Linked DNA regions of Homo sapiens: region 1 is linked to region 2. The links are chromatin contacts, found by Hi-C or POLR2A ChIA-PET in ENCODE. All regions are on one chromosome and are shown on one strand. The core of a region is the stretch at or near the end of the contact, and the rest is flanking DNA. Distances in the headings are between cores, read along the strand shown. Region 1 holds the start of LINC01162 (long intergenic non-protein coding RNA 1162). Region 2 has its middle 11 kb from the start of SP8.

Region 1 (2,862 bases), core at 275-2,774, 37 kb after region 2:
TGTATCTATTTGAAAATAAAATTGGCCCCTAACTGGGACCATTAACTTGGGAAATATGTCATTTTATTCTTTAGCATGAGAGAAGGGGGAAGAGGAGGGTACTGCCACAAGTACTTTGCTGTTAGCTATATGTCATTGCTAAGCTCTATCATTAATTGTTAAATTGACAAACGGACTAAAGTCAAGATCCCAATATTCCAATGGAAATATTTTATTTTCAATTGTTGTTTAATGTAAAAACATAAACTTGCCTTAAAAATGGGTTTTCCATATACTGTTTTCCTGTGGAAGTATTTCCAGGAAAGAATATCAAACCTATAGAACGTTTTCTCATTGTACAAATGTAAAAATACAAAATACTATTAATTTGCTCCTTAAGAATGCTCAAACTTGTGCAGAGACTTTACACATCTTCAGGGAACCTTGGTTACCCTTACAGAGACTTTCTAAAGATATATCATCATTCACTGATGACCAAAAACTGTAGTAACTCCAAACACACTCTTCACAAAAAGAACACAAGAAGGAACACTGATGGAGGCAGTGTGTCATTTCAGAAGGCTGTGGCTGCTGTGAACTTTGTCTAACCAGGGTGATGAGCTTTTCTCTTTGGTTACAGACAGAGAACTTGGCTTTCAAGTCAGGGCACTCACTAGGGTTTGGACAACAAGGGAGAAGGTGGACAACATCAAACATCTCATTAATTCAAGTAAACATGGAGACAACCTGATTTTATTCAATCTCAAAATTATATACTTCTTGAAAGGCTGACATAATATTTCCCAATAGCTCTGTGTCAAAAAATAGATTTAAAATACATGATAGTGTTCCAGACATTTGTATATGTTGCTGTCATTATGTTAACAGTTCCTTGACAATTTTTATAAAGACCTCAAAAATTTTTCTAAAAATTGTTCCCAAAGCTTGGAGTGCATGCTTTGCCTGTACTACCACCTTCAGGAAGACTTATGTAGTGCCTGGCACTAATGTACTTTCAAAAGGACACTAAATATTACCCTTGCAATCTCTTCTTTTTCTTCTAGAGACATGTAAATTCCTCTTTTTTATATACCCATGTTTTGACTCATTCAAGTTATAAACATATTTTTTGAATAAATAAATGAAATTCATGACTCAATAAGGACTTGCTATCTTCTAATTTTATAGATTAAAGACATTTTATGGCATAATAGTGTTGTGGGACTTTTTGCTTAGTTCAGCTAAAGACAGGGTTCCTTATCACATGGCCACGAAAAATTAGGCTCACAGACAATTTGAAGCGAGAGGAGGGCAGGGTTTATTGGGTGAAATGGAAGAAAAGGGGAAACAGAGACTCTTAGCAAAGCGAGAGAGTGTGCTTCCTGCCACTGGGCTTCCCGCCTCACAGATTGAATCCCAGGTTCCACCCAGGAAGAGGAGGGGCCAAGCTCCTCCCGCTGCAAACGCGCGAACTTCTGTGGCTCGATCCCAGTGCGCACTCCTCCCAGTGCACTGGCCGGTTGGAGTTTTGCCAGGGAGGCCTTCCCACCTGCCTGTCTCAATGGAAAGAATATGTGGATTTGGATTCAGGGACACCTTTATCACCTATGTGACTTTAGGTAAGTTACAAACACAGTGAGCCTCAGTTTTTGTACTAGTAAAACCTATTATGGCACAGGTTTGCAGGACGACGAATGAGGTCTTGACCGCTGAGGTGATTTATAATGTACTTGTATTAGGACTGGAGTTAGTGTGCTAACTCAGAGGCCACAGTTAGTGGTACTGACAGAGATTGCATTTAGGTCTTCCCAAGGGTGGTTCCGTTCTTTAACCTTAGATGTTTTATTTTATTTACTTATTTATTTATTTATTTATTAATTTTTGAGACGGAGTCTTGCTCCGTCACCCAGGCTGGAGCGCGATATCGGCTCACTGCAAGCTCCGCCTCCCGGGTTCACGCCATTCTCCTGCCTCAGCCTCCCCAGCAGCTGGGACTACAGGCGCCCGCCACCGCGCCCGGCTAATTTTTTGTATTTTTAGTAGAGACAGGGTTTCACCGTGTTAGCCAGGATGGTCTCGATCTCCTGACCTCGTGATCCGCCCGCCTCGGCCTCCCAAAATGCTGGGATTACAGGCGTGAGCCACCGCGCCCGGCCAATGTTTTCCATATTTAGTGTTGTCACTCATCTTTTAGCATGGGCAACTAAAGCAGGTCTGAGGACAGTGCGTATAGTTTTCTGCAACATGACACAAAGAGTACCAGGGCGAGATTATGTCTGTCACAGATGAAAATATTCCATTTGTGTGTCATAGTAATCTATTCATTGGTTTATGGACCCAAAATTCTCCAGGGGGACTCACAAATCCCCATAATGTTTCTATGTGCCAGATTTTTCATTTGGAGCTCTGCTTTAGTTGACAGATGTGTAAAAATCACATGTAGCCAAATGACTCTTCAGTCAGCACTAAGCTGATAATGCTGAAGACTGGTTATTCCTGCTAAGATTCACTGGACCCTCTGCCCAGACTGTGTTTTTCAAATCTCATATTAGAGCTTAATGTTATTTTATTTTAATGCCAATGCTGTGCTCCCCAATGCCATATCTTTAAACTATTGTGCCCCATTCTAATACAAACACTAACTTACATGGGGAGCTCTCTTTTGAGGAAGTCGAAGTAGATCAGTAACTAAATTCAGTTCCTTAAAGGTGTAAAACTCTGAGAGAGTCACACACAAGTCAGATTGGGAGAAAGTTTCTTAGAATAATAAATTTTAAAATCTTACATGGGGAGCTCTCTTTTGAGGAAGTCGAAGTAGATCAGTAACTAAATTCAGTTCCTTAAAGGTGTAAAACTCTGAGAGAGTCACACACAAGTCAGATT
Region 2 (2,939 bases), core at 135-2,634:
CTAATAGGTGCGCAGCAAATTAGTACGAGCCATAGTCAAACCAAAAGAGGATCTTTTTTACTAGAAGAAACTTGCACTATTGATTTTATTGACTGACTCGATTTCAGTGTTTTAATCAACTTTAACAAATTTAACTGAAAACAGGGTAATTGATATATAGAATTTAAAACTTCAAAAATAAGCCGCAGATATTCATAAATATTTTTTATTAGGTGATTTGCTGTTGATTTACCATTTAAGTAAAAAAAACTATTCTTTTTTCTAACTTAAGCTACGGTGATCTGAATTTCCTTCCCTTTAGCTTCCTCAGTCAAGATTTGGGAACAGAAATTCCAAAATGCTTAGAAATGGGTGGGAAGATTGTAGGTTTAGAAGTCTGAGGAAGGAAATTACAAGCCGATGCTGATTGACTTTTGAAAGGCCTGGCACGTCCCAGTCTATATAATAACTCAGTTGGAGGAAGAACCTCGAGGACCGAGTGTCTCCAGATCACTTAATGCATCGGCATCCACCACGCTCGGCTCATGGGCAGGGCCCCCGAGGCTGCCACCAACCCACGGAGCCTTGAGGAGCTGCGCTTCCCCGCGATGGTCCAACGAACTTCGGAAGTGCTCCTGCTTCCGGTTTCACGTATACCTGGGATGCGTTGCCATACAGGTTTGTCCCGTTTTAATGCTTTGACCCATCTAAGATACGAGGACAGGAGACTGGAGAAGTAAACGAAAGGCAATGGCCGAGGGGTAAGGCGGGGAACACAGCAGGAAAAGGACAGGTTCCCCTTCACCTTCACCCCCAGTGTTGGCAACGTCCCAGGGATTCTCGGAGCTGAAGCTTCTTCAGAAAACAGTCAGCTTAATTAAGATCCTGCCCTTGGGGAATCTAGAATAAATGGCGAGTAGTGGGCAGCTTTCCCCACCAGTCGCAGGATCTAAAAGCAATGAGTGACGGTTGTCTGTGCAGCAGTCAGAGGGAAGAGCGACAGTTCCAGACGAGGGGCAGTCGGACTTCTCCGCAGCCTACCGCCAGCTTGGAGTGCAGATCTCCACCGACTGCGCCACAGACAGTCTCAGTCCCCAGCAGTCACAATATTTGCACTCCCCTTTCTTCCTGGCCTTTCAACCCCTCCCTTTCCTTCCTCCTCACCCCTCCCACCCCGCACCCGAGAGACAGCCTGCCGTCCCAGGTCCAGCCCGCGCCTCTGCGCACCTCCCGGCACCCGGCGCAGGTCGCCGGCCAGGGCACACACGCGTCCCCGCCTGCTCGCCGGCCCGCAAGGCCCGGGCTGCGGCGGCCGCGGGCGCGGGAGGCGGAGGCGCAGGCGCCGGGCTCCGTGGCAGCCCGGCCCAGCCCCGCCCCGCCCCACCCTCCGGCCCTCCCCTCCGCTTAGCCGTGCTCTCCCGCCGAGCTCCGCCGCCAGCTCCGTGCTCTGCCCGGCCCGTACGCCGCTCGCCACCGCGGCTCCCCGGGCGGGAAGGCTGCGCCGGCTCCCGCCAAGGGGGAGGCGCCACCCCGCCCCGGGGCGGTTGTCTTGCTGGGACTCCTGGGCCGGTCACAAAGCCCCTCTCCGCTGACCCGGAGGGACGGGAGTCGGGTGCGCGACGGCGGCTCCCCACCCCTGCACTCAGCCGCCCGCCCCGCTCCTCCTCCTTCCCTCCCTGTCCCTCCTCCTCTCCCACCCCCCGAGGGCTCGCACACCCCGCGGGCGGGAAGGTGCCGCCCTCGGGGCGGACAAAGGGGCAGGCCGGGCGGGAGGGGCTGTAGCCGGCACGCGCGGCCGCGGGAGGGCCCGCCTCGCCCCGGGCCGCCGACCTGACACCTGCTGGGCAGCCTGCGCGGCCTGGGGCGAAGGCCAGCGGGCGGCGGGGTGGGAAGCGCCAGCGCAGGGGCGTGTGTTCGGGAGGGGGTCGCGGACAGGTCAGGCGGCTTGGGACCCACCCCACCCGGGCAATAGTGACCTACTGCTTCGCTAGCGTCCCCTTTCAGGTCTTAACTGGACTTTAAAGATCTTTTAGAAAATTTATATTCTCGTTTTTATGTCAGCGACTATACATCAGAATCACGCAAAGGGCTAGTTAAAACGCAGATGGCTGGGCTCGTCCGCAGAGTTTCTGCTTCAGTAGGACTGCGGTGGGGCCCAGTCATTTGTATTCCTAAATTCTCAGGTGACGCTCATGCTGCTGAACCGGGTACCACACTAGGAGAATCACTGCTATGCCATTCATTCCCCACCACCCGCTAACTGTAGAAGTGGGGAGAGGATCTCCCGCAGGGATCCCAAAGACAGTGCTAGTGCTCTCATTGCCAAGGTAGTTTTATCTCTTTTGAAGGTAAGCTCTGCATTGAATACGTACTGGATCTTCTCGATAGAAGTTTGACCATATGCTAGAGTGGAACCCTCACGCTGCTGGTGCTGGAGAAAGCAAGGCTGTTTAGATAGATGCCAGGCAGAGAAAGCCACAGTCCAGTTTCCATTTCCCCTGAAGAGCCAGAACCAGGGCGATGGGTCTTTCCCAGCACAAATTCAAAAAAGAACCAAACAGTTTCATTTCGACACAATGACAACCTCCCACCTTCTCTTTATAAATTTTTGATATTTCGATCGAAATATTCTATCCTACGTTCAGCATGTTTCCATTGTTTTATATTTTACTGAAGGACCTAAAATATTTTAAAGCAGAGAAAAGAACTAAATGATAGGCAGAGAGGAGATTTAAATAAAATTTTTAAAAGCCACAAATTTACAATTGTTTTTTAAAAAGCATATCTATGTATTTAAAATAATATAATGAATTGAATCATTTAAAATGCACCCCTGTCCTTTCAAATCTGTTTTTTTTTTTTCAAAAAATTTTTGAAAATCTAATGAGAAATATATTTTGACATTCCAATCCAGTGAATTAGTTAAGGGAAAACTACCTAAAAAGAGGCACACTAAACTT

What was found. A loop is a pair of places that touch in the nucleus more often than their neighbours do. ChIA-PET counts read pairs that join two places held with the same protein, here RNA polymerase II (POLR2A). Pooled maps may share reads with other maps.
Region 1: a map with no recorded cell type shows a loop between it and region 2 (5-fold over the local background). The contact joins the promoter of LINC01162 here to the enhancer-like site in region 2. A Hi-C loop is called at or near these places in 4 of 168 maps with a recorded cell type or tissue (Caco-2, K562, MCF 10A and 1 more), 18 of 37 single-sample maps with no recorded cell type and 6 of 50 pooled maps. POLR2A ChIA-PET finds 5 or more read pairs at or near these places in 7 of 52 experiments (H1, K562, MCF 10A and 3 more).

Annotation. Positions count from the first base shown.
Region 1 is chr7:20,833,907-20,836,768 of GRCh38, forward strand. It overlaps LINC01162 (long intergenic non-protein coding RNA 1162), which reads left to right and starts at 1,525. Exons shown (of 6, transcript NR_126381.1): 1 at 1,525-1,598. RefSeq lists an enhancer at 959-1,459.
Region 2 is chr7:20,796,779-20,799,717 of GRCh38, forward strand. No RefSeq gene overlaps it. Among named protein-coding and RNA genes, the nearest start is that of SP8, 11 kb to the left of the region's middle. RefSeq lists silencers at 1,140-1,199, 1,250-1,479, 1,570-1,699 and an enhancer at 2,446-2,939. Within about 2 kb of position 1,385, at least 4 of the 41 ENCODE cell types and tissues checked have a DNase peak (open chromatin) inside an H3K27ac peak, as active enhancers do.